3 separate regions of the Mus musculus genome follow, and regions 2 and 3 are each linked to region 1. The links are chromatin loops, found by intact Hi-C in ENCODE. Cell type or tissue: left cerebral cortex. All regions are shown on one strand. Each heading gives the region's core, and the rest is flanking DNA. Links, peaks and the distances in the headings are about the cores only. Region 1 holds the start of Trim40 (tripartite motif-containing 40). Region 2 holds the start of Ubd (ubiquitin D). Region 3 holds the start of Olfr95 (olfactory receptor 95).

The links. Hi-C counts contacts between places; a loop is a spot of excess contacts. Peaks named below come from ENCODE experiments on the same cell type or tissue, not always from the same donor. Only the 100,000 strongest peaks of a DNase experiment are listed, where the experiment ranks them.
Region 2: a loop joins it to region 1, with 5 times the contacts of the local background. A loop is called at or near these places in 28 of 42 quality-filtered maps.
Region 3: a loop joins it to region 1, with 9 times the contacts of the local background. A loop is called at or near these places in 28 of 42 quality-filtered maps.

The regions. Positions count from the first base shown.
Region 1 is chr17:36,886,876-36,897,643 of GRCm38, forward strand. It overlaps Trim40 (tripartite motif-containing 40), which reads right to left and starts at 3,250. Exons shown (of 6, transcript NM_001033235.3): 1 at 3,102-3,250; 2 at 1,971-2,818. The coding sequence starts at 2,309. In left cerebral cortex, for the core only: a CTCF peak has its summit at 5,642 (motif pointing right); a DNase peak (open chromatin) is centred at 5,639.
Region 2 is chr17:37,188,544-37,199,311 of GRCm38, forward strand. Ubd (ubiquitin D) reads left to right here and starts at 5,349. Exons shown (of 2, transcript NM_023137.3): 1 at 5,349-5,429; 2 at 6,703-7,558. The coding sequence starts at 5,409. The coding sequence ends at 7,170. It overlaps Olfr94 (olfactory receptor 94), which reads right to left and starts at 9,423. Exons shown (of 1, transcript NM_001011518.1): 1 at 8,263-9,423. The coding sequence starts at 9,423. The coding sequence ends at 8,263. In left cerebral cortex, for the core only: no CTCF peak of the experiment used is centred there; a DNase peak (open chromatin) is centred at 6,462.
Region 3 is chr17:37,202,023-37,212,790 of GRCm38, forward strand. It overlaps Olfr95 (olfactory receptor 95), which reads right to left and starts at 9,829. Exons shown (of 1, transcript NM_146513.1): 1 at 8,891-9,829. The coding sequence starts at 9,829. The coding sequence ends at 8,891. In left cerebral cortex, for the core only: a CTCF peak has its summit at 1,787 (motif pointing left); a DNase peak (open chromatin) is centred at 1,787.

The DNA.
Region 1 (10,768 bases), core at 4,673-7,172:
TAATAAAAATAAATTAAATTGTACAAAGTGAAAAAAAAACCTGTCTATATTACAAATGCGCAGTTCTTCGAACTGTTTGACATGGTGAATCTGCTGACATATGCCTGTAATCTAGCTACTCTGGAGGCTATAGCACAGGGATACAAAGTAAGATTCTGTCTCAAAATAAAAAGTAAAAAAGAAGACTGTATATTTAGCTTACCTTGCATGTATGTACAAGACCCTAGGTTCAACCTTTACCCCTAGTACTGTGAGAGGAACAGGAGGAGGAGGAAGGGGGAAAGGAATGAAAAAAGAAAGAAGGGGGAAGATGAAAAGGAGGAAGAGGAAGGGGGTTGGCATACAGGCAGGATACAAAGAACAATGGGACAGGACAAGAGCTACATGGGACATTCAATAAAATGGTGGTGGGACAGTTTGCTATAATTTGGAAAAGGTAAAGTTAGATTTCTAGCTTATACTTTCACCAAAATATCTTGGCTATTTTAATGTCTCCAAAATACACACTAAAATGTATTCATCATGTTATCCTGTGTAACCTAAAAACCATAACCTGTGAATAATCTAGTTTTCTAACTTTTGATCTATTCATGGGGTTGGAAAGAGACATTCAGGAGCTCTGGATGCATTAATGGGAAAAATGAGGAAATGTCCAAAACATCGGAAAGATAGAGGAAAAGACAGAGGGCACTGGAAAGATGGCTCAGTGGGTAAGGGCACTTGCCACCAAGTCTCATTATCTGAGCCCAGTCTTCACAACCCACATGGTAAAAGGAGAAAACTCACTTCACAAAGTTATCCTCTGGCCTCCACATGCAAGCCACGGCACATCCTTACCAACACAGCATGTAGACACACAATAATTCAGTGTTGTTTTATCTTTTGAAGTACCGAGGATTGAACCCACAGCTTCATCTATGTCAAGCAGGTGTTCTACCTCTGAGCTACATCCCTAGTGTATGTCTTTCTGATTCTGTCCCTCTCTCTTGTGAATGAGTGCATGTGTGTGTGTGTGTGTGTGTGTGTGTGTGTGCGCGTGCGCGCACACACGAGTGTATGATAAAAAAGACTATTCAAACACACTGATATATTTTAGAAGGACAGATCAAAAGAAATCTAATGCTGATTATCTCTGAAGACTGTGAATAGGTAAAGACAAGGGAAAAGATTCATTATTATTTTCTTACATTTATTTACTTGGAAGGGGGCACCCATGGTGGAACTTAGGTGGAAGTTAGTGGCAGTTAATACGAACCATTTCTATCCTTCTACCATGTGAGTCCCAGAGATCAAACTCAGGGAAGAAAGCTTGGTTCCACACTCCTTTACCCTCAATGGTCTCATATCTCACAGGTAAGAGTTTTAGTTTTGATATTTTATCATTTGGTATCGACTGTATTTACTACCAAAGGCGTGAATCGTTTTTTTAGAAAAAAATAAATAAATAACACAAGAAACAACAGTAGTGTTCCGGAAAGGAAGGAAAGGGGGGAGAGGGGAATAGGGCATCGTGTACAAGTTTTCAGATTTCAAATCTTTACAAGATAACAGCACAGATAAAACTTGATGACATGTCTAGACTAGCTTCTAGGACCATCCACCAGGGAACCCAATATAATCTTAGTCAAGAAGTGGTTCTCATTTCTAGTACAACATCTCATTAACTTGTACATTATGTAATACAGCCTCTCATTATCCAGCACAGCATCTCATGAACTAATACATTATCTAGTACAGCAAGAGTAAACACAGTGGCCCATACTTCCTGGGTCTTCACCATCATAGTAGCAGGATCACCTACATCGATACACGGAGACCTGGAAACCCTGATAGTAGCAGAGAGGCACACAGAAAAGCAAAGACCAAGGCCCCAAGTTGGATGACCAGAAAAGTCAAAGGAGAGTGTCAGTTACCAAGCCTCTGTGAGGATCTGAACTTAGGAAGGGTCCAATGGGGTGACACAAGCTTACCTTGTAGTGGCTGATGGCATTTTCAATGGAGAGTTCAGTATGGGACTGGTGTTCAGGGGATTGGAGGCATTCCTCACACAAGAGATGTCCGCTAGCCTCACAGAACCTGCGCACCCTCTTCTGGTGGGTGTGGCAGATGTAATTGTCTCCAAGGACCCCCTCGGAACATGGCTTCCTGCAGACTGGGCAGCTGAGAATCCCAGAGACTGAAGCCTTATCCATGTGCTGGGTCAGGCACATGCGGCAGAAGAGATGTCTGCAGTCGGTGCTCACAGCCTCCTTCAGGGGATCCAGGCAGATAGGACAAATGTCCTGGTTGTCCTTGTCAAGAGAGCCCATGGTCCCACCTCACTAGTCTCCCCACTGGGTCTTTTGAAGGCCAGATTGTCCCATGTGAAAGGGCTCGGTAGAAGGTGATCTGGAGCAAGATAAAGTGGACTGGGGCCTGGACTTAAGGCCACTGTCCACTATCAGAGAGTCCAGAGTCTGGACTATAAGAGACACAATCCTGCAGGGATTTCAAAAAAAACTCAGTATTTGCTAAACTTGAAACTATTCCTTATACAATTCTTCCACAGACCTGGAGGAAGCAGGAGCTCCAAACCCCAATTCTGTTTTGAGAGTTTTCTGTGCAATCGTTTTACAGTTTAAAGCTAAATTTTAGGCCACCTTGTTACGGTCATGGCCAGAAGTAAACTATCAACGACAAGCTGACAGTCTCTACTGTGTGGCTGGCAGGGAGAATTCAGACAGAACTTTATGTGTCCCCTCTGGGGCTGGTTCCCTACAGGGCTCACTGCTGCTGTTTGATACCACTAACCTCTTAAGGTGGAACCTTGTCAGTGACCCTTTATTAACCATCAAGTTATCCAAGAGTGCAATGATGTCATGTTGAAAGAGAAAGAGAACAGGAGAGAGGGGGGAGGGAGGGGGAGGGAGGGAGGGAGGGAGGGAGAGAGAGAGGGAGAGAGAGAGAGAGAGAACATATGACGCTACTTTGTCCTTTCCTTTCAAACAACTTCCAAGGATGACCTAAAAAAGGAAGTGCCTCCTCCTCCTCTTCCTCCTCCTCTTCTTTACCCCACTTCTTGTTTGAGCACCCTCCCCAAAATTACTCTCTTAATACCCTACCTCAAATCTCTCCTTTTCAACTTCATTTTCTTGGTCTCCAGACCTAGGGAGAAGACCAGCAGATGAGCCGGTTCTTCTTGAATTATGCCAATTATATACACTCACATGCCTGTGAAACTAGGGAGAAGGTGAAGAGATTCCTCCTGCTTCAGCAGTGAATTATCAGGGAAATGAAAATACCCATGAGCTGCACTCACTGAACAGTGAGATGAACTTTGTGGCAGGGTGTGGCATATTTTCTTACGGGGAAGAGGAAAGTCTCAGTGCCTTTAATGCAAATCTCACAGAACTTGAATGCAAATATCACCAACTGAGAATGAGCCCCAAGAACCTCACACATGTGGAACCACAAATTCTAGATGTGTCACATGACCGTGACACCTGGGTGATGCGGAGGACGGTCCACATAATTGTCCTTAATAGTCCCAGCTTCAACAGTGGCGGTACCTGGAGGATACCACAAGGTATATGTTACTCTTTTGGTAGTTGTGACCAAATACCTGTCAAGAAGTAAACCAAGGGAGGAAGGGTTTATCTGGGCTTATGTTTGAGGCTACTGTTCATCATGGTAGAGAAAGTGTGGAGACAGGAGTGACTGAAAGACCATAGGGTGGTTGTTCACATCTGGGTGGATCATGAATCTAAAAGAGATACCTGCTGGTGCTCAGCTGGCTTTCTCCCACTTCCCCCTTTAGATCCCAGCTCATGGAACAATACCACCCATTTGAAGGCAGGTCTTCCCTCCTCACTTAAGTCTGTCTGGAAATACCCTTATTGACATACCCAAAGGTGTTCTTCCCTGATGCCCTAGGTAGTTTTACTGCTCCTCTTATAAAGACTGCTGCCCATGCTGCATTGGGGGAGGCAGAGTGATATCTTCCCATCATTTTATGCCCTGTAAACTTAGCCTAATTTGGGTACTTCAAGCCTTTCGTTCAGAATCTGCAGTCCTGTGTGAGAAATGTCTAAGTTGTCTGAATACAAACAAAATGGATCTATGTTAACCTAACTGTGACTACAACAAGAAGCATTTCTTTCTCTTTTGTGTGTGTGTGTGTGTGTGTGTGTGTGTGTGTGTGTGTGTGTAGTCACAGTTGAGACGGGGTCTCATGTAGCCCAGGATAGCCTTGAGCTCTCTATGTAAGTGAGGATGATTTTTGATTTCTGATCCTCCTGCCTCCGCCTCTCAAGTTTTGAAATTACAGGAGTGAGCCACTAGTGCTGGGGGTTGAACCCAGGGTTTCATGTATGCCAGACAAGTACCCCACTTCTGAGCAACATCCTAAGCCTTATCACTCAGATTTTTTTTGAATTTGTATTGACAATTCTAAACTAATCCTCGTGATATTTTATCAGTTTTCATGTGCAGTGGTGATTGACACTTGGGATCATTACTGGCCCACCTTGGATTCTCTCTGATGGCCGTTGGTTCCTCCTCATCTCTGATTATGTTGGAATTTTCATTCTGGTGGGAGACCAGATGCTCTAAGGAGAGTCAGGGTATCCCTTCCTTTGGCTACCAGACTAATGGACACTGTACTGGCTGGTTTTGTGTGTCAACTTGACACAAACTGGAGTTATCACAGAGAAAGGAGCCTCCCTTGAGAAAATGCCTCCATGAGATCCAGCCGTAAGGCATTTTCTCAGTTTGTGTTCAAGGGTGGGAGGGCCCATTGCAGGTGATGCCACCCCTGGGCTGATAGTCTTGGGATCAATAAGAAAGCAAGAAGGGGAAGCAAGCTAGTAAGTAACACCCCTCCATAGCCTCTGCATCAGCTCCTGCTTCCTGGCCTACTTGAGTTCCAGTCCTTTGGTGGTGAACAGCAATGTGGAAATATAAACTGAATAAACCCTTTCCTCCCCAACTTGCTTCTTGGTCATGATGTTTTGTGCAGGAGTAGCAACCCTGACTGAGACAGTCCCTAAAGAATTTCTAGGAGCCTCCCATGGGAGGAGGGAAAGGAGAAGCCTCGTTCCAGTCAGAAAAGGAGGTCCCCGCAGCTAGACTCACTTCCTATTAAATTAGCATATGCGTATTCCCTGACCTTGCTCCTTTCAGCTATAGAATTATAAGACTGCTTCAGAAGAGGAGGGGAGTAAGAGTATTTCTTTCTCTTTTGGCCAAACTAAACAAAGCCACTCTTCTTTAAGAATTTCTGTTTCCTGGTTCCTTTTCCGATACAGGGAAACTATGTGGCTAGAGGATTTAATTAACCTCGGGACTTAATCACATTCTTTCCTTGTACAGTGAGGTGAACACAATAAAGCCAGGCTCAGAATTCACTCTCCTTCTTGTAGTTAACACCCATTAGTTAACTACTAGTTAATGGAGCCTTGAATCCACCACCACCCCAGCCCTAGCCCCACTTGATTCCTGTTTTAATCTCCTTATCAACTTTTTATATGAGCTTCCTTATATGTCATCTCATGAGCTCAAGTTCAGTGTTCCTTCTAAATTGTTCTAGTCAGAATTACGCTAAACTGTGCCCAAAATAGAGCCATGGCTCCTTCAGTCAAATGTTTTAGCATTGTGCCTTCACGGACAGTAGGTGGTGCTGCCTCCCAAGTTAGGACTTGGTTTCAGAATCTCTCCTTTAAGGGAATGGAAGCTGGGGCCACTGCCCTGTTCTCTCTCTCTCTCTCTCTCTCTCTCTCTCTCTCTCTCTCTCTCTCTGCCTCTCTCTCTCTCTCTCTCTCTGCCTCTCTCTCTCTCTCTCTCTCTGTATATGAACTTTGTGCATAATGTCCATGGATATCAGAAGAGAGTCTCAGATCCTATGTAACTGGAGTTATAGGCAATTGTGAGCCATGTGGGTGCTGGGAACCAAACCTGATTCCTCTGCAAGAGCAACGAGTGCTCCTAGGTTGAGCTATTCACCAGGTTCCCAAGCTATTTTTTTTTTTTTTTTAGAAATTATGGCGGAGACTGGAGAGATGGCTCAATAAACAAAAATGCTTGTCACACAAGTTTGATGACCTAGATGGATATGTTTCCATCCCTAGAACACATTTAAAAAGCTGGATGTGGTGGTGCATACATGCAATTCCAGAACTCCCAAGGCAAGATGGGAGACAGAAGCTTTCAGGAGCTAGCCTGGAGCACTCTGCACAACAAAGAAAGACAAGACAGGCCCTGGCTCAACCAGATGGAAAGTGAAAACAGACTCTTGAAGTTTGTCCCTATCCCATATAGGATATGATGGGGTCAGTGTACACACACACACAGTACACACACATGTACATACACACAGCAGAGCAGAAAAAATTTGGCTGTGAGGTCTGTACTGTATCCAGTTGGTAGAGTCTCTGCCTGGCAAACATGAAGTTTGATCTCCAGCAGTAATAAAGCTGAGCATGATGGATGAATAATTTTAATCCCACCACTTAGGAGGTGGATATCAGAGAATCAAAAGTTCAAGGTCACCCTCAACTATATATTGAGCTGGAGGCCAACCTGAGGCTGTACCAAGGAGGAGAGTGTATCTGTGAGAAAACCTATCCGCTCTGCAATTGTGTCCTTTGATAAGCCCCATCCTCTGTCCAAAATGTAAACACCAGCTCCGGGGAACTGCCAGCCACCATGTTGAATACCGAGCTACACAATCCAGAGAGCACTTAGGAAAACCACAGAAAGATATGAGGAAAACCACAGAAAGATATGAGGCTCTAAATTTGAGCATACAGATCTCGGAAAAAATGAGGTAGCTCTTGGGACTCAGGAGACATGGAGGGCTCTTGGCAGGAGCCCCTGAATTCTACCTGATGGCCTGGAGGGACAACCTCAAACATTCAGTAGAGGTCTCGAGTAGGGCAAAGCATGAGAAACCGAACTCAAGTTGAGGTGGCTTGTGCCTGTGATCCCAGACCAAGAAGGAATTAAAGACAGGAGTTCAAGATCATTCTAAGTTGTACCGTGAGTGGGAGGCCAGCCAGCCTGAGCTACACAGGTTGATCTCCAAAAGCAACAACAGCAATAATATTAAACCCAAATCAATCAGCGGATAGTAGAACATGCCTGTGATCTCATCATCCGGGAGACAGTCAGGAAGCTGTGGTCCAAAGCTGTGGTGGTCACAGTCTTTTTAAAGTGCACGAGAATAGATTGTAAGTGTTATCACTATAACAAAAACAAACAAAAATCTAATTAGCACAAAGTATATTGAGGTAATTAGTCATTCACTAGATAAATAATCCTTATTTACAGTCTTAGGAGACATCCAAAAAACACAGCAGATGGAGCAGTGTGGACATCTGGGCTATAGATGCTGTGAAGAGATATGTCTATCTCTACCTCTTGAGTGGAATGGGTAGGATCATCTGACTTGTTAGACACACCTGTGTCAACAAAAGCATACGGCTATGCTATTATACACTTCCTTGAAATAGAGCAATATATGAGCTTTCAAACTCACTGGGTCCAGAGAAGAAGCGAAAGGAGTTGGCAAGTGCAGGGAGTAAGTTAGGGGGAGGAGTTAGACAGAAGCAGGAGCTCGGCAAGAGCTGAGTTATGTCGTGGCTGTGTGTGGCATCCACAGCCAAGGTGCTCACTTTTGCACTGCGTTTTCTAAGGCCCTAGATGGGCATTCACTGTGTGTTCACACAGTCATCTGATTTTTGTAAAATTTGTTATATATATATATATATATATATATGTGTGTGTGTGTGTGTGTGTGTGTGTGTGTGTGACATTTATTTTATGTATGTGAGTACACTGTAGCTGTCTACAGACACACCAGAAGACACCCAGTGCTCTTTTATTTTGTTTTCGAGACAAGGTTTCTCTGTGTAGCCCTGGATGTCCTGGAACACACTCTGTAGACCAGGAGGGCCTCAAACTCAGAAATCTGCCAGCCTCTGCCTCCCAAGTGCTGGGATTAAAGGTGTGTGCCAGCACTGCCCAGCTCAGCCAGTGCTCTTAATCGCTAAACCATCTCCAGTCCTGTGAAATGTATTCATAGTTACTTTTGCTGGTTCATCCCAACGCTTTTCCTTGTAATGATTGGCATCTGGGGTTCAGAGTACGAGCGATTAAAGAGGGCCTGTGTGGTTTGCATTTACTAAGGTATCTGGTGAGTGTGTATTGGGTTAGTGCCAACTGTGGCTCCATGGAAAAATGGCTTTTCCACAATGCCTGCTGATAACTCACCTGACACCAGGGACTAAAGGGTAAAGTCAGAAGACCTGTGATGAGAAACACCGTAAATCTGTGGATAAACCAGTCTCATCTGTGTCTAGTCTAAAAGGTTCTTTCTCAGGAGTGCAGTGTATGTATCATGGGATACAACTACTTCTTACATTCCTCAATAAATTCAGTGGAGGTTATTATGACATCAAAAATTGATAGAAAATTGATAAATGATAAATGATTGAAAAATGATAGATTATTATATTATAACAAAATATCTTGAACTGGAGACATGGCTCACCAGTTCAGAACACTTGCTGGTCTTCCAGACAACTAAAGTTCAGTTCCCAGTACCCATACCAGCTGGTTCACAACCGCAGATTAGGCCAGTTGAAGGCATCAGACTCATCTTTCTGAGCTCCACAGGCACATGTGGCATACATACACAGACGCCCACACATATGCATTCATGCACATACATACACAGACACAAGACACACACAAATAAACGTTTTTTTTTTCTAAAGAAAATAAAGTCTTTCAGTTCCTAACAAAATAGTAACCTATTGAATTAAAGCAGTGGTTCTCAACTTTTCCTAATACAGTTCTTTATACAGTTTACTTTAATACAGTTCTTCATATTATGGTGACCCTCCAGCCACAAAATTATTTTGTTGCTATAATTGTAATTTTATGGAGGAGCAGTGTCTCAGTTCCTAAGGCCATTGGGAATATGTGTTTTCTGATGGGCAAGACCCACAGGTTGAGAAACACTGAATTAAAGTTTGAATTCAAATGAAAAAAACACATTCTAGATTTTTTTTTTTAATGTATGACTCTCTTGCTGTCTTCAGACACACCAAAACAGGCATTAGACCCATTACGGTTGGTTGTGAGCCACCATGTGGTTGGGAATTGAACTCAGGACCTCTGGAAGAGCAGTCAGTGCTCTTAACCGCTGTGCCACCTCTCCCGCCCCTACAGTCTACATTACTAAGGGGTTGATTGACAGATGAGCTTCATGAGTACACAGGACCCTTTGAACTCTTGTTGACTTTGATAAAATATTTGCATCTCCAAAGAAAGTCTCACAATGCACCTTAGCATTGCAATAGGGATTTAACAATATACAAGTCATTGACCTTCAGTACTTGGCAGAAAAACTTAAGGTTTTCTGCAGAGGCAAAAGTCAAAACGCCCCAAATCCATGTAAAAAAAAATCTCTAAACAGGGGCTGGGGAGAAATAGCCCTCTGTAAGGGCAGTGTGGACTCAGCCTCCTAATCTTCTTGTCTCTACTTTCCCAGTGCTGGGATTTCATGCATGTCTGTCTTTGTGCCTTGGGTCTTACACATTCTAGGTGACCCTGAAACATGCTCAGTTCCCTGAACAACAGATATTGAAGATTTAGAAGTGAGACGTAAGTGAAATAATATATACAAAAAAGAAAGGAAAAAAAAAAAAAAAAAGAGGCACCCTCATCAGCGTATTCTGATTTGTCATTGTTTTTTAAGCACAATACACACAAAACAAAACTTGCCTGAAAATTAAATTCTGGGGGCTAGAGAGATGATTCAGAGCATTGACTGCTCTTCCAGAGAAACCAGGTTATATTCCCAGTGACCAAGGGGCAGCTCACAACTCTCTGTAACTCCAACTCCAGGAGACCCAGATGCCCTCTTCTGGCTTCCATGAGTATTGCATGTGGTTCACAGACACATCCAGGCAAAATACCTATACACATAAAAAAATTACTAATAGCAATACTGAAGATAAATTTTTTAAATCAAAGAAATGATTTAATTTAAAATAAATTAAATTTTACCTCTAGATCTGACAGCTGAGTATGAATGCAAGTTATAAAACCTTACAAAAATATTTGCTTTAATTCAACCTTAAAGTGAATGAAATAGACAGGCCTGAGGTCTGGTATTTCTACACTTGATCTTAGCCAAAAGGCTGAGAAGTGTAGGTGTAGTATTTCTGAAAGTGTTCAGCTTTCAGTAGTTGCTGTAATCAAAGTAACCTCTATAATATGAGTGGATACTTTTGAGAATGAAAGGAAGGGCTGTTGACATTTATGAGGGGACAAAGGTAAAGCCAAGACTGTCCCTGGCAAATGACAAGGAACTATTGTTGGGGCTATAGCCATAAAATCCTCCACACCCTGTGTGACCTGCCAATGGCCTTGCCCTATGAACACATTGGTTGCCTGTATAAGACCAGGCCAGTCAACTTTCCAACCTAAATAGGAAAGGGTTCATATGGCCCCACCTCACACTGAGGAGCTATTGGCAATTGATAGTTTCTGGGGTTGTGGCATTGTAGTGGCCTATGCTCCAGTGGGTGGTCCCATACCATTTGCATACAATTAATACTAACTCTGTGTGTGTGTGTGTGCGTGTGTGTGTGCAGGCAAAACTTTCATGTGAGTAAAATTAAAATACACAAATCTAAAACATTTTTATTTAAAAATTAACAGTTTGGGTTTTAATGACAGAACAGAAGAGAGGAGAGGTTAGTGGGGATGGAGAGGGAGGAAG
Region 2 (10,768 bases), core at 5,203-7,702, 300 kb after region 1:
ATTAGCCTGTGATAACTTCACTTTGGAATATTTGTTTTAAAGCATAATTTTACCTATAATAGAATTAAGTGCATCTTGTATCTCTTAAGGAATAAACTACTTTAAAAAAATTAAATTTGGCTAATAGCAGTAGCTTATCTCTGAATGGAAGACAAAAAATGTCAGTGTGACTGTGAGGGTCACATTTCCTCTTAAATACTTTCAAGTAACTCATAGCATTTAGATTCAGCTTTATTTCTGTTAGGTGAACATATCCTGAATTTCAGAATATTTCCTCCTTTTCTCTGTTCCTGGGATAGTTTGCTTGGTTTTGAGATCTATAAATACTTCTTCATGCAAGTCTTCTTGGTGCTGTAATTTCAATCTATGAAATCAAATGAAGAGAAGGAAATGGTGGAAAGGAAGAGGGACGGGAGGAAGAGAAGGGGTCAGAGTTCAGCTCTATTGTTTAAATTACTTGAAAACACCCCATTTCTGAGAATCTAGGTCTTCTCTGGTGGGGAAACCCTTGAGGTAGCTTTTCCCAGGAACATACCAGAATTGCCCTCCGACTTGTCACTCCATACTGGAAACCCCCATCTGCCATGAGTGTTTCTTCTTCTCTTTCCTTCCTTTGGAGGCAACAACAATATGATTAGAAGCCAAGGACTCGAGTAGCAAAGATGTACACTGGGATCTTGGTGACTAGTACTTGTACTAGTACTTGGTGGCTAGTACTCCCATGACTGTTCTGGGTTGTCTGGTTTATCCCTAAAAATACCAGTACTTCACCAGGATATGAAAAAGCAAGTGATATCATGTTTAAACAATCTTACGCCATTTCAGAAATATAAATTCTCACTGAACGTTACTTTTTTGTTATTCATTCATTTGTTTATTTATTCTTTCAGTGCCAGATTACAAGCTGGGCAGCCACTGGAGATACAAGTGAACTAGAACACAATCATGGTCTTCAAGTGCTTACTGGGGTAATATATAAGGAGATGATTCCATTGCTAGAGACATGGTCTTCAAAAGACATTGGGGGAAGTATGGGAGGATAAACCAGAACTAGAGAGGAGTAGGGGCTCCTGAAGCAATGTTGCCTTTGTTGTGTTCTTACTCATGCTCATGGTGTTTAGGGTAGTGTTGGAGGGAGAGGCATGCTCACTGGCTGAGGAGGCAGAGCTCCATGTGCTCAGGAAAATGGAGGGATTGTAGTGATGAAGCTAGACCTGCTGACTTGCGGTGACACAGCTCTGTAGTCTCGGCTGACAAAATCATTCCTAACAAAAGTCCTATCTAGGAATTGGAACCTGGTAACGTGCTCTCCTGGTAGCTCTGGTCAAGGGTCCTTGCTACCTGTGACTCCAAATGCTGGCACAGTCATGGACAAGGAAGGACAAAGGATGAAAATAGCGTGTAGCTTTAAGCAACACTTTAACATCTGCTCTCCCTCTGGCAGGAACAAAAATACTCAAAGAGATATTTATCCCTCCTTTTAGCGACCAGACTATTGAAACCCAAATTTGAATTTCCCCAGGAATCTCATTCTGGGAAAAGGGAAAGACTGGATCCTGATGCCCCACCCCCACCCCCGATTGTGGAGAGGAGAGCTTGTCTTCTGGAAAGAGATTGCACACAGTTCTGACAACCTGCCAGGCTACCATGTAGGATGGACTATAACCAGACTACCATGTAGGGTGGACTATAACCTAGGTAATGATAATGGAAAGTACCACATGTTGGCTAAGACTTCTTGTCATGAGTTTGCCTAGCTTGTTATAGGCAGGGACCTGAAGATGAACTTGAGGAACCTCCCTAGAAACTCTCTTTCTTTTTTTTTCTCTCTCTCAAAGATTTATTGTATGTATGTATGCATGTATGTATGTATGCATGTATGTATGTATGTGTCTTCAGACACACCAGAAGAGGACATCAGATCCCATTATAGATGGCTGTGAGTCACCATGTGGTTGCTGAGAATTGGACTCAGTCAATCAATTCTCAGTCAGTGCTCTTAACCTCTGAGCCATTTCTCCAGCCCCCAGTTTCTCTTTCTTGTGATGACCCCTTTGAATACATCTCCTTTCTCTGCTTGTCACCGTTACTTGTTTATTGGCATGTGGAGGACAGGAGTGGCCAAGCCTAGGTTGTTAGGGCTGCACAGCCCAGGCTCTGGCCCAAACAATTCTGAACAAATGTATAAGAAAATAGTGACTGCAGATAGGAATTAGAATGTGAAGGGAGCTTGTTGCAGACCAGGTTTGGCAGCTTATCTGGTCTCTTCTGCCAGGTTCTCCCTGATGCCTCACTGCAAGGTGGTTTTCTATTCACCTTCAATCTGAGATGATGTTTTCTGCTGGAGACTGATGATGCTTCAGAATTCCAAGTTCCTATTGGACAATGGTGGCAACTAAAGGTCAGAAGCTGGAATGTTAATCCTTGAGAACAGGGAGCTGGAGAAAGCTGACAGAACAGCGAAGCCAGTGGCATCCAGAATATTCTACAAGGGACTTTTCCCTTCGTGCTATGAGTTTAAAAAAGTATATTACTCTACCATATACACTAATAATTTTAGTTTAGCTAATGACTGTCTAATAAGAGCTTCAAATGCAATTTTCATTAGGATATTGAAATATTCAAGCAACCTTTTTTTTTTTTTTTTTTTTTTTTTTTTTTCAAATTGCAAGAGGATTTTTATTCAAGAGCGCTCTCGGGCCCATGGTCATACACCACGCAGGGGTAGAGGACCGTGGCGCCCCGAGTAGCTGGGTAAGGGGGTATTTAAAGAAACCGAAACTTAAGGAAGTGGGGAGGGCGTTGTTGGAAGATACCAAAGATACCAGTTAAGAGTCACAAGGAAGTGTAAAGTTACAAGAGTCACAAGGAATACCTGGTAATTGTTAACTCTCAAGACAGCTTCTAAGAGCCTCTAACAATAGCACATTTGCATTGCAGGTTCTGGTAATGGCCAGGGTGACTTTCTTTGAATGAGCACTCTTTGAACCCAGGAAGCGGGTGGGTAGAGGAATGTTGCTCTCTTTTTTGATTAGCATACCTTTACAAAGGCCACATTCCCAAGCCTGGGCCTAAAGGCCTAGAATTCTGTTTTTACGTTGTTATACTTTCATTCCCCCCTTCTACTTGTTAGTAGTTCTAATCTTAGAACTAGACACTATTTTTTTCCTGACATACTTGATCCTTTACTTTAGGGCATGGTACTGTTGTCTTAAAACTAAAAGCCACATTGCACTCATTTCTGTTTTAATAAAGGTGACTTGCCTATTTAACACACATGGACCTATAATTAAAAGCAGAAGCAAAATCAAAAGAGGTCCCATAAAGGTAGAAAGTAGGGTCGTCAAGAGTACAAGATAAGGGCCTTTCCACCGGAGTCTTAAGGTTTTCTGTGTGGAGACGTCTAATGTAGCAGGTCTTCTTCTCTTGAGTAGGCCTTCTGGAGCTGCTTTTTCGCTCCTGTCTCACTCACTGGAGCACCTTGAGCCTAGAGAACAAAGGCTGGGAAAGCAGCATGTCAGCACCATGTACAAAGGCTATTTTTACCAGTGGAGGGGGCCCCCTGTAGAGTAATTTATAGGGGGGTCAGTCTAAACTGTCCAGGGGTGTTTTTATCCCTGAAGAGCATAAAGGGTAGGAGAGCTATCTAATCATAGCGCCAGTCTCCGCTGTCAATTTGGTAAGGATCCCTTAATGGTTTTATTAATTTTTTTACCTGTCCTGAGCTTTGGGGCCTGCATGCACAATGTAACTTTTAACCAATCTCTAATATCTTGGCCAGTCTCTGATTTACCTGGGCAACAAAGGCAGGTCCATTACCTTGGGAAGATTTCTTTTAGAAATTCTACCTCATTATAGCACAGGCCTTGAATCAAGCAACCTTTTTGATTGTCTTATTCAGCACAGGTACTCTGTAAGCCAAATTCTTCAGAATGGAACCCCCTAAAATAAAATGACACAGTTTAAGGTGTTATTAAAGGGGGGAGTGAACATTGGGGTCCCATTCCTAAGAAGTTTCTGCAATTGATACTGCCCAGTGAAGAGAAATATCAGCTTTCTCCAATGGAGTCTCATTAGGTAAATTAATCATACTTTAGGGCAGGCTACATAACCAGAAGTAGCTGGCCCACTACTGACTGATGGTATATTTTGTAGACTTTTTGCTTTGTTTGGAGGTTTTTGTTTTCTTTGTTTTGTCTCATGGTCTTTATGGTCTTTTGCTTATTTGTTTTTACATTTTTGAATGTGTGTGTGTGTGTGTGTGTGTTTGAGAGACAGAGAAAGAACGTAAAGTTGGGCGGGTAGGGAGGTGAGAAGGAAGATTTGGGAGGAATTGGGGGAGGGGAAAACATGATCAAAAAAAGAAAAAAAGGTTTTTCAGTGGATGAGTACATAGCCACTTCAAGTACAGAAAACAAGAGGAATAATTTGGAAAATTTACAGAGTTCTTTGGGGGGGGGGGAGAACCCCTGAAGCTGTTTAATAAACAATTTTGAAAATTAGTTTCATGGAGTGTCCTACCTCAGAAGCCAATGTCAAACTTGGAATATTAGGAGTATCAGGTTTCTTGAGGAGACAGCTCAGTCACAATCTTGGTCTCATTCAACCAACTTTCAACAGTGAGGGAATAGCACCATCACATGTCTCTGGCCTCAGGGAGAGGAGGCATCTGAGAGCCAAGGGGGTGGGGGTGGGAATCCAGGAACTGTGGTGCACATATGGAGAAAGGTAGGAGTCAGAATTTAACTGTTGATTTTGGATTGTTCTCAAGTAGTATGTTTGGTTTGCAGATTCTGAGTCAGGTTGGGAAATGTATTAGAGGTTCAAGAACCAAGAATCCAAAGTAAGTGTGTGTGTGTTTGTATGTGTGTGTGTTTAAAGACTTTATAAGCAAGGTTCTATATGCTGGGGAGACACCAGGAATGGCCTTCTATGTTAACCTATATTAAAAGAGGGGAACATATTTTTACAACATAATGTATGTAGCAAGCGGTACCCTACCCCAGGACACCAAGTCACAGCTGCAGTCCAGGCTCATTTAGGCAGTGAGGGAGGGTAAGCAAGCATCACAAATTATCAAGCTAGCTAGTGGAAGATTAGTAGTAGCTGGGCAGAACTAAGGCAGGATTGGGAGAAGGTAGGGGGATTTTCAGCCTGGGCAAAATTCCTATCTTAGAATGACTATTCTATGCACAGAACTAGGAATACAGATAGATTGGCTAAGGGGAGAAATCTGTGTACAAACAGTGTCCATTATGAACTCTACCCCAGCAAAAGTGAAAGGAATTATTGAGAACAAAGGTTGCTGCTAAACTGGACAACACATTGAACTTGGGGATTTCCAACCCAGCTACTCACATATAAGCAGACACAAGGACTCTTTTCTTATTCAGCCTCTGACTACAGACATGGCTTCTGTCCGCACCTGTGTAAGTTGGGGTTTGGTAAACGAATGGGAAGGAAAAGTATTTCCATGTATTGGGGGTACAGTTCCACAACTTGGGAGGGGACAGTGGTCTAGAAGGTGAGGCAGTTGGGTGAGAAACATTTAGGAGAAAAGGCAGACATTGATAACTGCACAATAGGAAGAGGGTACTCTGAAGAGAGGTTGGTCATTTGACTTATTAAACTTTTAAAATATTTTATTTATTATATGTGTGCATGTATATGGTGGGTCAGAGCCAGAAGATAACCTTCAGGAGTCAGTTCTCTCTCTTCACCACATAGGTTCTAGGGATCAAGCTTAAAGGTGAGGCTTGGCAGCAAGAGATTTTATTGACTGACTGATTGATTGATTGATTTACTTATTTGTTATTTATTTAAACAGCTGAGCCATTTTTGCCATCCCCACTTAGGAGAAATGGTAGGACACTTTGCTTCATGAGGCTGGCAAGATGTGAAATTAGGAAAATAACTTACAGAGTTCTCAGCCTTAAGCGTCTCTCTCTTTTCAAAGGAAAACTTCATAAAACTTGTTTTTCTTGTTATTGGTGACATAACTAACACATTACCTTAAACAGGTTATGCTCCAATGTAAAGAATGTGCAATTAGGGCAATGTCCAATACAAGACAAAACTGAAGAAGAATATGGAATATCTAGGTTGGGAAGGTTCCTTGAATGGAGTATGAGGAAGTTTTCATAAAGTTTACAGGCCTGATTCTTCCCTAACTTAATTCTTCAGTAAATGAAGTTAAACTCAGATATAGTTTTTGTCTTCTGTGAATGGGATCCTGGTCTAATTTAAAAAGGATATTATGTTCTATATCAATGGATATAAAATACAAGAGATACACATTAACACCATTAAGCACAGCATCACCACAACATGGACATTACCAGAAATGGACGGGAACATTAATAAGAACGCAGCAGTGTAGAGACTATGTCTTAACTAGGGTTCTTTCTGAATTAGTCACAGAGGGTGAGTCATGGCTGAGAGCATTCTGTGAGGCTGCCAAATCTTGGAAATCCTCTTTGGGTTTGCTTAGGGATCTGTATACAACGTTTGAAGCCCTATAGTTTCACGAAGCCGATGTTCTGATTTGGGTTATGATGTAGGAATCAAAAGTTGCAAGAGAGGGAGAGATGCAGACTGTTGAGAAGGAGCCAGAGGGCCAACCAGGAGAACAGTGAAGCTGAGGAGTAGGGGGTAGAGGGTGGCAGGCGTTCTTAGATGACGCTCTTGGCTTTCTTTGCCTAGGTTGTCCGTTCAGACCAATGGCGGTTAATGACCTTTGAGACCACTGAGAATGACAAAGTGAAGAAGATAAATGAACATATTAGGTCCCAAACCAAGGTCTCTGTACAGGACCAGATCCTTCTGCTAGACTCCAAAATCCTCAAGCCCCATCGAAAATTGTCATCCTATGGGATTGACAAGGAAACCACTATCCACCTTACCCTGAAGGTGGTGAAGCCCAGTGATGAAGAGCTGCCCTTGTTTCTGGTGGAGTCCAAAAACGAGGGGCAAAGGCACCTCCTCCGAGTTCGAAGATCCAGCTCAGTGGCCCAGGTGAAAGAGATGATCGAGAGTGTGACCTCTGTGATCCCTAAGAAGCAGGTTGTGAATTGCAACGGAAAGAAGCTGGAAGATGGAAAGATCATGGCTGACTACAACATCAAGAGTGGCAGTTTGCTCTTTCTGACAACACACTGCACTGGGGGATGACCACGGGGATGCGGTGATGAGAAGCTCAAAGCCGATTTCCTCTGAGCTATTACCAATCACATCTCTTGATGATATAAAAAATTAACGAGAATGAAATAAATATTTGAGGGAAGTGGAGTAGATTAAAAGTATTTGTCAAGTCTGTGAATCTTGTTTCTAACATAGTTCATTCGCAGGGTTGTTGATGAGGGCAAAAGCTGAACCTTTAGTCAGGTGTGGTGGTGCAAACTTAATTCCAGGACTTGGGATGCAGGGGAAGGTGGATCAATGAATGATTGTTGAACCAAATTGAATTTTAATTATAGAGTATAGAGAAAGAATGTGTTATGGAATATGATTGTTTACCATAACTGGATCATAGTCTAATAAATTATTTAAATTCAGTCATCATCTTCTTAAAGATATTTGGTATGAAATAAAACCTAACACCCTCTCCACGTGTCGGGTGGGCAAGGAAGGGGAAGAGCCTTATCCTATCCGGCAGATGGGAGTCCCAGTTTAACCAGGGCCAGCACAATTGCCTATTATTTGCAGACATTCTTTGACGTTCTGTAGTGGGCATGGTGACCTGGCTAGGTTTGCATTAGCTGGACTGGCTCCCCAAGAATGGAAACCATGTCTTGTTTCTGGAAGAGATCTCTGTAAGGTGGGGCCCATAACTTCTTTGTTAACCCGAGAGAGACTCCACCTGATGGGCGAGGTCATGGAATTTTTTAAGGTCTTTTGTAAGCCTGGAGAAAAAAATAAAGGTCAGCACCAGGGTGCTCATCATCTTATCTCCAGGTGGATTCTTCAGGGCTGGTACAAAGTCTCCTCAGAGTGCATCTGACCCCCTCCTGCATCCTGCTTCCCTCCTTACTGAGAGTCCCAAGAGCCATTTACCACATCACCATTTAAGAGTGTTTATATATTTCAGGAGTCCCCTCTCCGCACCCCGCAAGAATTCAAACCCTACCCGGTGAGAGAAAAGAATCTCGCTACTAACCCAGAACTCACGGAGCACAAAACTTGCAGATCCTTATGCACAGACAAAAATTATGAGCATCCTATTTCCAGGACTCTGAGCCCTTCTCAGTTTTTTCACTGTCCCACCTATGGCCTCCCCAGACTCCGCAAGAGCCTCAGTGCCGCCCCCTTCACTTCCTTGTTCCTCAGTGTGTAGATGAGAGGATTGAGAGCGGGAGTGACCACCGTGTAGAAGAGCGAGACGAATTTGCCACGGCCCTGGTTGTAACTATGCGTGGGTTGCAGGTAGGTGTAGGTGGCAGAGCCATAAAATAGGCAGACCGCGGTCAAGTGAGAGCCACATGTGCTCGCCGCTTTCCGCCAGCCAGAGCTGGAGTGCATGCCCCAGACCGCGCGGCCCACGGCGATGTAGGAGGCCAGGATGACCGCCGAAGGCACCAACAGGATGACCACACGCGCGGCGAACATCTGGCGCTCGGTGGCGCTGCGGCCGCCGCGGCAGGCCAGCTGCAGCAGCGCCGGCAACTCGCAGATGAAATGGTCCAGACAGCGGGGTGCGCACAGGGGACGCGCGGCCAGCAGGGCGGTCTGCGCCGCGGAGTTGGCCAGGCCACCGAGCCAGGAGACTCCGGCCAGCGTGCGGCACAGTAGCGGCGAGGCCAGTGAGGTGTAGCGCAGAGGGTTGCATACCGCAGCCGCGCGGTCCAGCGCCATGACGGCCAGCAGCACGCACTCGGCGGAGCCCAGCGCCAGCGATGAGCACAGCTGAGCCATGCACCCAGCGCGCGGTAGCTGCAGCATTGAGCCGCGCAGGCTGGCCAGCAGCGGTGGCACCACACTAGTGGTGAAACCCACATCCACCAGAGCCAAGTGGCAAAGGAAGTAGTACATGGGTGTGTGCAGGCGAGGGTCGCGAATGGCCAGCAGCACCAACGCCGCGTTGCCGGTGAGCGTTAGTAGGTAGCAGAGAAGGACCAGTGCGAAGAGGACAGGCTGCAGAGAGGGCCAGTCGCTGAAACCCAGCAGTAGGAAGCGCTCCGCTGAGCTGTGGTTAGCCTGAGGGGGAAAACTCCAAGAAGGTTCGGAAGGCGAGACAAAAATATTTAATGCTAGACAGTGTTGCGGGCCTTGCGCTGGGAGGCAAAGGCCAGAAATTTCTGTGAGTTCGAGGCCAGCCAGAGCTACATAGTAAAACCCTGTCTTACCGCTAACCACAACAAACAAGAACCTCCAATATGGGATAAACTCGGCACATGCCCAAGTTTTGGTTTTGTTACATAGCCACATCCCAGTATTCCTTTACAAGTCCTTCAAGGGGGATAGAAACTGTGCTTAACAGGTGAGCCAATTAGACACAACTTACAAGATCAAATTGTCCTAAGTCTATCGCTAGCTAACCAGGTCTGTGTTCCTGGTTCTGGTTGCCCTTCCAGGGATTAAGGAAGAAATTCAGCATTCCTCCTAAGGGCAGCTATAAAGATACTTTGTATAAGAAGGGCATACTCCACTCTGAGCACCCCGCCCCCAGTTTTCCTTAAAAGTGGGCGTTGTCTAAGAGTTAAGCCTGAGTGAGACTAGATGGAGCAGTATCATCCACTTTTCTGTTTATGCAACAGTTAAAGCCAAGTGCGCTCTGATAGGAGGAGCCAAGAAATATCTAGCTATAGTTTCCACTGGACTACACCAAATATGGTAACTGTAGCCAATCAAATATTTTTGTCCTTAGTCTCCTTTCCTTCCTCTCTGCCTCCGTTGTCTCTGCCTGTCTTGAGGTTTCTTTCCTTCTCTCCCTGCCTGCTTCTCTCTCTCCCGCCCTCCCTTCTTTCCAGTAGGGCCTCATGAAGCCCAGGTTGGCCTTCAGTTCTACTTGAGAGGCAGAGGATGGCCTTTGAACTCCTGATCCTCTTGTGTCAACCTCCAGAGAGCTAGGATTATAATCATGAGCTACAGTGTCCAGCATCCACCCAAATGTTTCTTTGTTTTACTTCTGTGTTCATCCTATCAAAATGTTCCCTATGTTTCCCGGCTGTGGCCCACTGAACCACTTTTGCCTGATTCAGAAATAGCTATTTGCTCAAATAAACCCGTTTAAAGTTTATTGTGCCTCGCCCCCCCCCCCCTTGGGCTGGGGATTGAATCTGGGACCTTGCACATGCTAAGCATGCTCAGACTGAGCTATGCTCCTACTCTGTGAGTTTGTTTTTAACATGTTATACTGGAATACTTCCTATCAGACCAGAAATGAGGAGCCCTCAGGCCTCAAACTGTACTCAGCTAAAACAACAGTGTCTGGTTGGTTATTTGAGATGTAGAAATCATTTCATATCATTCTCCTTCAAGTTTGTCATGTGTAAATGGTGGTGGAATTTGACTTCTTGGGTCTATCATGGGCTTTCCTGTCAACTGTTTCTCAAACAAATTTAAAAGAAATGCAAGAAACAAAAAGGACCTCGATTTCAAGGCTCTAGGTATTGATACTGAATTCAACAATCTGGGGGATACAGAAATTATCATGGTTGATAGAATAGATAAAACTTGCACAAGAGTCTTTCTATGCATGCTTTATGACAGATATCACATATATAACTTGTGAACACACTTAGTGCTTTTAATTTAAAAAGAACCACAGCCC
Region 3 (10,768 bases), core at 551-3,050, 310 kb after region 1:
CACACAAGAAAGACAGCAGACTTTAAAGGGCAAGGGCAAAAGCCATCTGCATATGTATATTCTGTATGTGATGTAGTTGTGTCTCAGGATGGCAACACCATGTTACGTGGCATACCAGGAGATTTATAAGGCCCATGAAACTTACAAGCATCAGAAAGCAACGTCTGGAGAAGAAGCAGCAAGGAATTGTGTGGAGGGCAAGAGACTCCTTGTTGATGCAGCTGCCTGCAAGTTGGACAGGAAACTCCAGTGAGGTAGCCTCAGTGTTTAAAAGAACAAAATAGAGACTGGATTTGGCAGCTTGGGAGTGATCCAGTCATCCTTCCCTGTAGCCCCCTTCTCTCTCTTTCCCACTCCTGCTTTAGCGGGGGGGGGGGGGGGGGCTCCTGCTTTATGAGCCCCAGGTAGCCTCGCGTTATAGTACTTCTCCCTATTTTCTGTGCCTTCTCGACTTATGGCACACAGCAACCCAAATCATATATGAGCTTGTAGCAAAAGCTTAGATCATCTACCCTCTCGGGAAACCTATAGTAAAGAACTCTCTTTGTCTGGGATTCAGAATCAACCCCCCAACCCCCATTGTGGTGGCCGATGTTCTCAAACTGTTTTTTCCAGAAATAAATCTCATCTCCTATGTATGCCGACCTGGTGTAGAATCTTTTGTTCATTTAAACCCAGATGTCCCTCAACAGAGGAATGGATAAGAAAATGTGGTACATTTATACAATGGAGTACTACTCAGCTACTAAAAACAATGAATTTATGAAATTCTTAGGCAAATAGATGGATCTGGAAGATATCATCCTGAGTGAGGTTACCCAATCACAAAAGAACACACATGATTTACACTCACTGATAAGTGGATATTAGTCCAGAAACTTAGAATACCCAAGATACAATTTGCAAAACACATGAAACTCAAGAAGAAGGAAGACCAAAGTGTGGATACTTCCTTCTTAGAATGGGGAACAAAATACCCATGGAAGGAGTTACAGAGACAAAGTTCAGAGCTGAGACGGAAGGAAGGACCATCCAGAGACTGCCCCACCCGGGGGTCCATCCCATAAACAACCACCAAACCCAGTCACTATTGCATATGTCAACAAGATTTTGCTGACAGGACCCTGATATAGCTGTCTCTTGTGAGGCTATGCTACTGCCTGGCAAATACAGAAGTGGATGCTCATAGTCAACTTTTGGATGGAACACAGGGCCCCCAATGAAGAAGATAAAGAAAGTATCCAAGGAGCTGAAGGGGTCTGCAGCCCTATAGGAGGAACAACAATATTCACAGTACCCCCAGAGCTTGTGTCTCTACTTGCATATGTAGCAGAGGATGGCCTAATAGGCCATCAATGGGAGGAAAGGCCCTTGATCCTGTGAAGGTTCTATGCCCCAGTACAGGGCCAGGAAGCAGGAGTGGGTGGGTTCAGGAAACTAGGAAAGGGGATAGCATTTGAAATGCAAATGAAGGAAATAACTAATAAAAAAACAAAACAAAACAACAACAACAAAAAATCTGAGTGATCAGAAAATTAAAACAAAACCAGAAGCATTTTTTGTCTTTTGTGGGATCTGGATAGACAAGATCTTCTTAGATGACTAATTTGGACCAAACACACTTTCTGTTTTGGAAATGTATTTAAAGTTACTGTTTACAAAAACTTTGACCTCAATTTTCACACCCCCTTTTTCAGAAGGAACAGGAACACAGCAGGCATCACCTCCAGTACGGTGGACGCATGCTGCCATCATGTGGCTAAACGATGCAACACTATCTTTTGTAGTTCATGCTGCCACCTTGTGGCTAAATGATGCAGTTCTGGAGGACGCTCAGATCCTGAAGCACAGCAATAGTCTCTTGAGCTCTTTGAAAGAAACAGTTTCAAGTAAAACATGATCTGTGATACAAAGGGAAGGATTTTCATGAGTCTTTGGGGGAGGCATTCATCGCTTGATCAGATAGCTAAGCTGATGACTTAGTGCTCATGCTTGATATGTAGACCTACTATGTCAAGAAGCTGCATTCTAATAGCACCCACGCTGGTGAGCTACACTTTCTGACTGTGGGCACATCCAGGTATTGATCTGAGACTGCTGTCTCAGAGGAGTTTCCAGATTAGAGGTTGGATGCTTAGGTGCAGCCCACGGGGGGAGGGAGGTGGAGAGAGAGAGAGAAAGAGAGAGAGAGGAAGAGAGAGAGAGAGAGAGAGAGAGAGAGAGAGAGAGAGAGAGAGAGAGAGAGAGAGGCAGGCTTGTTCTGGAACGAGGCATCAGCTGTAAGACAGGCCTTCTCTGTGTCTTAACTTTCGAATGTCTATAGTCTGCTGGAAGTCTACACGAACACGAAACAGAAACCTTTGTCCTTGCCTTCTTTCTTGTCTAGAATCAGAATTAATGAATTTAGAACTTTGTTACCTAACATGACTGGTGTTTACTGTGGAATCAAGTGGACCTACTTAAATGTGGCTCTGGACTGATGGTGTCAAGACCCTTTAGCAGTGATGGTGGAGAAGGGGTGTTCACCACACTCACTGAATTTGTTCTTTGTGAGATATTTAGCTTCAGGAAGCAGAAGATCCACAGGAGGATAAGCACAGAGAAGTAGATCTCTAACCTAGTACAGCACAAAATTTAAATTTAAATCAGACTTCTATTTGTTTATTATGGTGACAGGTTGGTATTTGTCCTGGATCATTGGAAATTTTGTAACAGTGGAGCTTATAACCGAAGGCTTCAGTCCATTATATTATTATTATTAATTATTATTAATTTTTTCAGAAACAGGGTTTTATACAGTCTAAGCTGCCTTGGTATCAAAGACAATCCTCCTGCCTCAGTATTCTGAATGCTGAGATTGTAAGTATGAGTCAGTGGACCTGGCTCCAAGTCTTCAGTCTTAACTTCAAAACATTATTTATTGTGTGTGCATTTTATTATTTATTATTTTACATCCAAATCGCTGCCCCTTTTGGTCCCCCCTCACAGAGTCCCTCCCTGAATCTTCCCTCCCATTCTCCTCTGAGAAGGTGCCCCCCCCTCCACTTCTTCTCACACTGGAGAATCAAGTCTCTGCAGGGATAGGCTCATCCTCTCCCACTGAGACCAGACTCGACAGCCCCTGTAGGGAAACAAACTCCACAGACAGGCAACAGCTTTAGGGATAGCGCCTGTGTCAGTTGTTAGGGGACCCACATGGAGGCTGAGCTGAACATCTGCTACATGTGTGCCGGAGGTCTCTGTCCAGCCTGTGTATGGCCTTGTGGCTCAGTCCATAAGAGTTCCCAGTAGTTGACTCTGTTGGTCTTCCTGTGGAGTTCCTATCCACTTCAGGGCCTTCAGTCCTTTCCCTAAGTCTTCCATAAGATTCCTTTACCTCCATCCAATGTCTGGCTATGGGTGTCTACATCTGTTTCAGTCAGCTGCGAGGTGGAGCTTCTCAGAGGACAGTTATGCTAGGCTCCTGTCTGCAAGCATAACAGAGTATCATTTATAGTGTCAGGAATTGGTGCTTGTCCATGGGATGGGTTTCAAGTTGAGCTGGTTATTGGTTGGCCGTTCCCTCAGTCTCTGCTCCATTTTTGTCCCTGCATTTCTTTTAGACAGTATAAATTTTGTGTTGAAACTTTTGTGGGTTGGTTGGTGTTCTTATCTCTTCACTGGGAGTCCTGCCTGGCTACAGGATATAGGCTTAGATTTCTCAAAATCAACTTTAATATGGGTTCTTAAGGCTTCAACCTCCCTTCTAGCACACCGTCCACAAGAGGTAAGGGAGGAAGATGGCTAGCTAATAGGACAAGGGAGACGTGAACCTGTTTAGAAGTAGTTCTTTGGGGGGTGATTACAATCTTTGTTGTCAGCAGACCAGTCCACTAGCAAAACACCAAACAAGAATCAGCAGCAGTGGACTAATCCAGAAGAAACCTTGACTCAGGGTTTGAGTTGAGTGAGACTCAGTCAATTGGTACCAGTTGGCTGAAGTGGCAAGATGCAGCTGAAACACCACCAGAAGTTCTTGGATGCATTTCTCTCTACAAAGTCATGAAAAGGGAAGATCAGCCAAGAAGGCAAGGCAAACCAGTGCCAGAGAGTCATAAGCAAAGACCAGCAACGTGAAGTCCAACAACGACCAGCAAGGTGAACCAGTGCCAGCGTGCCCTCCACTGTCTGTTGGATTATACTTACACTCTTGCCAGACATCACACACCTTTCCAAGTGCCTGCTCCAGCGAAACTTCACATGCCCTTTCAATAGACAGCGTCCAGGAAAACATTATGTGTCTGTTCTCAGCAAAACATCCTCTCATGTGTCTGCTTCAGCAAAATATCCTCTCATAAGACAGTTTCCAGAAAAACACCACATGACACAACCTAGTCTTTGACAATGTTACCACTTCAACAGGAGGCAGCCTCTTCAAGTTCAATAACCCCATTATTATACATCTCAGCTAAGGTCATCTGCATTGACTCCTGCAAGCCTCCCCCAGAGACCTCCCCCAGCCCCAGCAGCTGCAGGGTTGCATTCATGCTCTCCACACTTGATCCTGACCCCTCTAATAAATCTCTGTGTGCATTTTTGTGGACATACATGTACTCATGAACCATAGCACATGTGTTGAAGTCAGAGGACAGCCTGTGGGGGTTGGTTCTCTCCTTCCATCTTGTGGTTCCTGGGGATTCAAATCAGGTCCTTGTGCTTGGAGAAGCACCCTCATCTGCTGAGCCATCTCTCCAGTTGCCAGTCTCAACCCTTAACCCAGGGCTTTCCTCACTCAAAACCAACTCCATGTGATATGGCTATTGTACATCTGTGTGTATGTAACCAGACACACTGAGAGCAAGGAGCACATGGTAAATTACAAATGTTCACAAATACTTCATATGTAAGAGGAAAAACCTGGAAACATTCCATGTTTTCATCAGCAGATGGAGGCATAAATTGAGGTCTTCTATGATGGGATACTACTCAGAAATGAATATATTATGTACTATAACATGGATGGATCTGGGCTGGAGAGATGGCTTAGTGGTTAAGAGCACTGATTGCTCTTCTGAAAGTCTTGAGTGCAAATCCCAGCAACCACATGGTGGCTCACAACCACTTTAATGAGATTGGATATCCTCTTTTGGAGTGTCTGAAAACAGCTACAGTGTACTTACATATAATAAATAGATAAACCGTTAAACAAAACAAAACAAAAAACATGGATGGATCTGTAAGCAATCATGTTGTTTTAAAGTAGTCAGACAAAAAAGTCCATTCATATAAATCTCCCGAAAAGGCAAACTGATCTGTAGTGATAGGATGTAGGTGAAAAGTTGTTAGCAACTATGGGTTGCAGGGAGGGATGGAAGGAAGATACTGCAGTGGGGGGTGAGGAAAACTTTGGGGGATATGTATGTATGTTTAATGGTTGTGCCAATAGTTTCATGGTATCTACATAAGTCAACACTTATCAGATTATTTTTTTTAATGGCTCTGCTTTTACAGGAAAACAGAGTGCAGTTAGTTCTTCTTCTTCTTCTTCTTCTTCTTCTTCTTCTTCTTCTTCTTCTTCTTCTTCTTCTTCTTCTTCTTCTTCCTCCTCCTCCTCCTCCTCCTCCCCCTCCCCCTCCCCCTCCCCCCTCCCCCTCCCCCTCCCCCCCTCCCCCTCCCCCTCCCCCTCCCCCCTCCTCCTCCTCAGATTTATTTATTTCATTTATATGAGTACACCGTAGCTCTCTTCAGACACACCAGAAGAGGGCATCAGATCCCATTTCAGATAGTTGTGAGCCACCATGTGGTTGCTGGGAATTGAACTCAGGACCTCTGGAAGTGCAAGCAACCAGTGCTCTTAACCACTGAGCCATCTTTCCAGCCCTTTAAAAAATTACTATTATTTATTTTATTTTATGTATATGAGTACACTGAAGCTGTACAAATGATTATGAGCCTTCATGTAGTTGTTGGGAATTGAATTTAGGACCTCTGCTTGTTCTAGTCAACCCTACTTGCTCATGTCGGTCCTGCTTGCTCCAGCCCAAAGATTTATTTATTATTATAAATAAGTACACTGTTGCTGTCTTCTGACACACCAGAAGAGGGTGTCAGATCTCATTACTGGTGGCTGTGAGCCACCATGTGGTTGTTGGGATTTGAACTCAGGACCTTTGGAAGAGCAGTCAGTGCTCTTACCCACTGAGCCATCTCGCCAGTCCTCCAGACTATTTAAATATATACATTTAATTATAGGTTAATGATGCCTCCATAAATGATTTAAAAAGTATTGTTAGTAGGGTGTGGTGGCTTTGCCTTTAATCTCAGAACTCAGAAATTGCTAGTGCAAGACCAACCTTAGTTATACAGCAAGACCCTGTCTCAAAAAAGAAGACATTTCCGATAAGACCAGAAGAGTACTACTGTGCCTATCATGGAGATGAGGGGTAAGTTTTGCTGTGAGTTTCATAAAGCTCATGTCCAAGGGAAACCAATGGCAAAATGCCAAAGCACCAGTTAGCTAGAGAGGCCTCTGAAGGACGTGTAGATGGAGGGGACCAGGAGGTGGATATGTTGCATTTTCAATGTTCAGTTCTGCTGTCAGGCTTCACTCTGGCTATAAGAATTCCAATGATCAGAGGAGGAGCATGCTGCAAATCCTTCAGGTAGCTCCTCTGTGATGTCCTTCCTCTCTGTAGATGTTCTACTGCTATGAGATACCCAGGGTACTGAGGCTTTAATCACTGGTAAGATGGGGGAGGTCATGTCATCTTCCTGGGTGCTGGTAGAGTAACCACCCATGTGTAATTCTTTTCTTTAGTTTTGGGAATTGAGGCCAGGGCCTTGGGCTTACTAGGGGAGTACTTTACCACTGAGCCAACACCCCTATCCCACTGTAAAGGTTCGAGATTCATATTTCCCAGATTCACAGTGTTTAATGACACTTTCTTGGGTATTAGCATTTTCTCTCCAGACAAAGACGGCACAAAATCGCCATCCCGTGTTGACTCAGGTTTCACAGTGTCAAGCAGAGCAACAAGCGCACAGAAGATGGCGAATGGGTGTCAGGAATGATAAAAATCATGTGGATTTTATTTTACACTTTTCTTCTTTTAAAACTAAATTTCTTTGACAGTCTTATTCCTGTGTATAATACAGCCTGTTTACTCTCCCGCTCATCATGCCTTATGCATTTTAATTATTAGGAATCATTGGTGTCCTCTTGATCCCCGGGGAGACTCTTATTTCTTTGGACAGGGTTTTATTCTGTAGCCCTGACTGGCCTGGAACTTGCAGTAGTCCTCCTGCCTCAGCCTCCAAAGCATTGGGTTGTGGATTGCACCACCAGAACTTTTCATTATTAACTGTCTCCCGCGGGCTCTTGTATTTCAGGGCCATTATATTCCTCTTCAGTGTCCTGGATGCTCTTGGTTTGTTTCACTGATGCAGGGGGCGGCGGGGGGGGGGGGGCATTTTCCTGCAGTCTTGTGTGATATCTTTCTCTACCTTCCTCTGAGTTTTCTAAGTACCAACCTCATCGACATAAAAATACCCTTATTCCCCCAGCAAAGGCACACACTGTGAGATGGACACTGCTTTCTGTACAAATCTGTCTGACTTACTATTAAAAATATTTGTAGAGATACCCATGTAGCATGGGTTTTCACAAGCTCTCAGAGTAATTGACTTCTTTGTAATTTAAGTTCTATGGATAAAGATTTAAAGTGCAGACAATTTCATTTGTTTATGATCACACAGCTGATTAGTTGAAAAAAAAAATTAGGATTTGAATTCAAGCCAGGTGTGGTGGCATACATCTATAATCTCAACACTTGGGAGGCAGAGGTGGGGAATCAGGAGTTTAAGGCCAGGTTAGTTTACATAATGAGTTTGACACCTGCCAGAGCTCTAGCAGACTCCGTCAAAAACTAACCAACCAACCAACCAACCAACCAACCAACCAACCAACCAACAACCAACCAACCAACCAACCAACACAAAAACAAATAAACATGTAAATGAGCTAAATACCTAATAAAAAATGGAAAAAAAGGTTTATAAGCCCAATAAAAAAAACAAATAAACAAAACAAACCAACCAACCAACCAACTCCCCCAACCCACCCCAAAACAACAAAACAGTGAAAAACAAAACGAAAACAACAACAACAACAAAAAAGAACCACAAGAAAACCAACAAAAAACCCCAAATAAAATACTTGAATTTAAGTGCATCAATATTAATCCTTTCAAACTCTATGCTGTATTAGCGTTAATAAGATCTGACTTCCATGATTCTTTCTGATTGCCTTTCACTTTTTAAGAGATTTGTTTTTACTAGGGACAGATTACCCTCCTCCTCCTCCTCCTCCTCCTCCTCCTCCTCCTACTCCTCCTCCTCCTCCCCTTCCTCCCCTTCCTCCTCTTCCTCCTCTTCCTCCTCTTCCTCCTCCTCTTCCTCTTCCTCCTCCTCTTCCTCCTCCTCCTCCTCCTCTATGGATCTACTTATGTGTGCTAGCTATATATAACTGTATACTAATACTGAATTAGTATACAGTCTGGAAGTAACCCTATGTCTCAATGCCAGATAACGTTCAGGACTATTGCTCTGTATATAGGTGAAAATTTTATCACCTCCATAGTCGTGTGTGTGTGTGTGTGTGTGTGTGTGTGTGTGTGATTTTCTCCTAGCCTTTGCCTCTGGACTTCTGGAATTTAAGGCATGCACTGCCACCACCTCTGGGCCAATTTACTTTGGCAAAATCAACCCTTTGTAACAGAAGACAGAATAGATGAGTGAATGTTGAGGGAGTCAATAGCTCTTTAAGGTAAGTCTGTGTTCCAGGTCTTCTCTCCTTTGATCCTTGGTAATGTGGAACACGGAATTCTGTTCAAGAGTCACCTCCCACCCTTTGTCAAATCTCGGAGGGCCCCATTTTCTGGATGCTTCTTTTTAGGGCGGCCTTGACGTCTGCATTCCTCAGGCTGTAGATGACAGGATTGAGGATGGGGGTGATCACAGCATAGAAGAGGGACAGCAGGGGGTCCGTGGTTGGGTCATAGCTGGCCTTAGGGCGGATATAGATAAAGATGGCAGTACCATAGAAGAGAGACACCACTACCAGGTGGGAGGAACAGGTGGAGAAGGCTTTGCGGCGACCAGCAGCGGATGGGATGCGGAAAATGGTGACCAGGATCCGTCCGTAGGAGCTAAGAATGAGGCCAAAGGGGCACAAGATGATAAGGGCGGCAGCCAGGATAATCTGCAGCTCGTTGAGCGAGGTGTCTCCACACACCAACTGCAGCACCGGCTGGATCTCACAGAAGAAGTGAGGGACAGCGTTGGGGCCACAGAAGGGCAAGGAGAAGATGAAGGAGGTGTGGCCCAGCCCCACTAGAGCCCCGCAAGACCACGCGGCGCCCGCGAGCTGCACACAAACCCTGCGGCTGAGCAGCACCTGGTAGCGCAGGGGCTCGCAGATCGCAGCATAGCGGTCATAGGCCATGGCAGCCAGCAGGCAGCACTCGGTGGCACCAAAGAAAAGGAAAAAGAACATTTGCAGAGCGCAGCCAGAGCGCGAGATGTGGCGCCGGCCAGTGAGCAGATGGTGCAGCAGCAAGGGGACTGTGACCGACGTGTAGCAGATCTCCAGGGCTGAGAGGATGCGGAGGAAGAAGTACATGGGAGACTGCAACGCTGCATCTGTGGAGACTAGCGCCACGATGAGGAGATTGCCTGCCACAGTGAGCAGGTAGACGGTCAAGAACAGGGAGAAGAGGATGCCCTGCAGGTGGACCAGACGTGAGAAGCCCACCAGCACGAACTCAGTAACCAGAGAGGAGTTGGTGCCCATCTTGCTTCAGCCTTTGGTCAAGAGAGAGGGGTGGAGAAGAGCCACCACTGTGTCTGCCTGGGTACTCCTTTTTTCTTAGGCTATCAAGGCTTAGAACTGAGATGTCCAGGCACAAGCCCATGTTATACCCAGGTCATCCTAGGAACCCTGGATGGATATTTGTTTCTGGTCTTTTTGTACTATCCTCATTCTCAGAAGTACACACTGAATTCAGACTCTTCTTCTCTGGCTTAGTCTCTCTCTCTCTCTCTCTCTCTCTCTCTCTCTCTCTCTCTCTCTCTCTCTCTCTCTCCCTTAGGTTTCAATTATATTCCAGGAAGGCCCAGCATTCACTATATTCCACACTGGTCTGCAATTCACCTCGATCCTCTTGCCTCAGCTTCCAGAGCACTGGAATTACCATAAGTCACCACTATATCCAGCTTTTTCATGCTTCACCATTTCCTGTCTTGGCTGGGGTGGACATTTCCTTCCCCAATGAATGGACATTTGATTCACACTCAGAGCAGGAAAAAAAAATCCTATTCCAAATCAGGGCATTTTCTGTCCTGTTCTTTCTCTAAACTCGTTATCTTTTTATTCTCCAATATTTCTTTCTTCCTCTCAGTGATTCTCTTCTTTGATCCATTCTTTCCCATCTTCCAGAAGCGTCTTTTTATTTGCTATTATCTTACCTCAAATAGAGCTCACAGTTTGGCAGGGAAGACTCAAAATAATCAGCTCTTTCAGGCAGCTGCAGGAAATAAAGCTATTAGCTGGTTATATGAGTGAAGAGCTCTGTAATAAAAATGCAGTGGAATACAAGGCCTCCTTCAGTTGCTCATCTCCTCATCTTGGTGCTTCTCAGACTCATCCTTTTATATCATGATACATACAGAATGCCCAGACCCTGTACACAAGACAAGAGATGCAAACACTAACATGTTGCACTTCTAAATC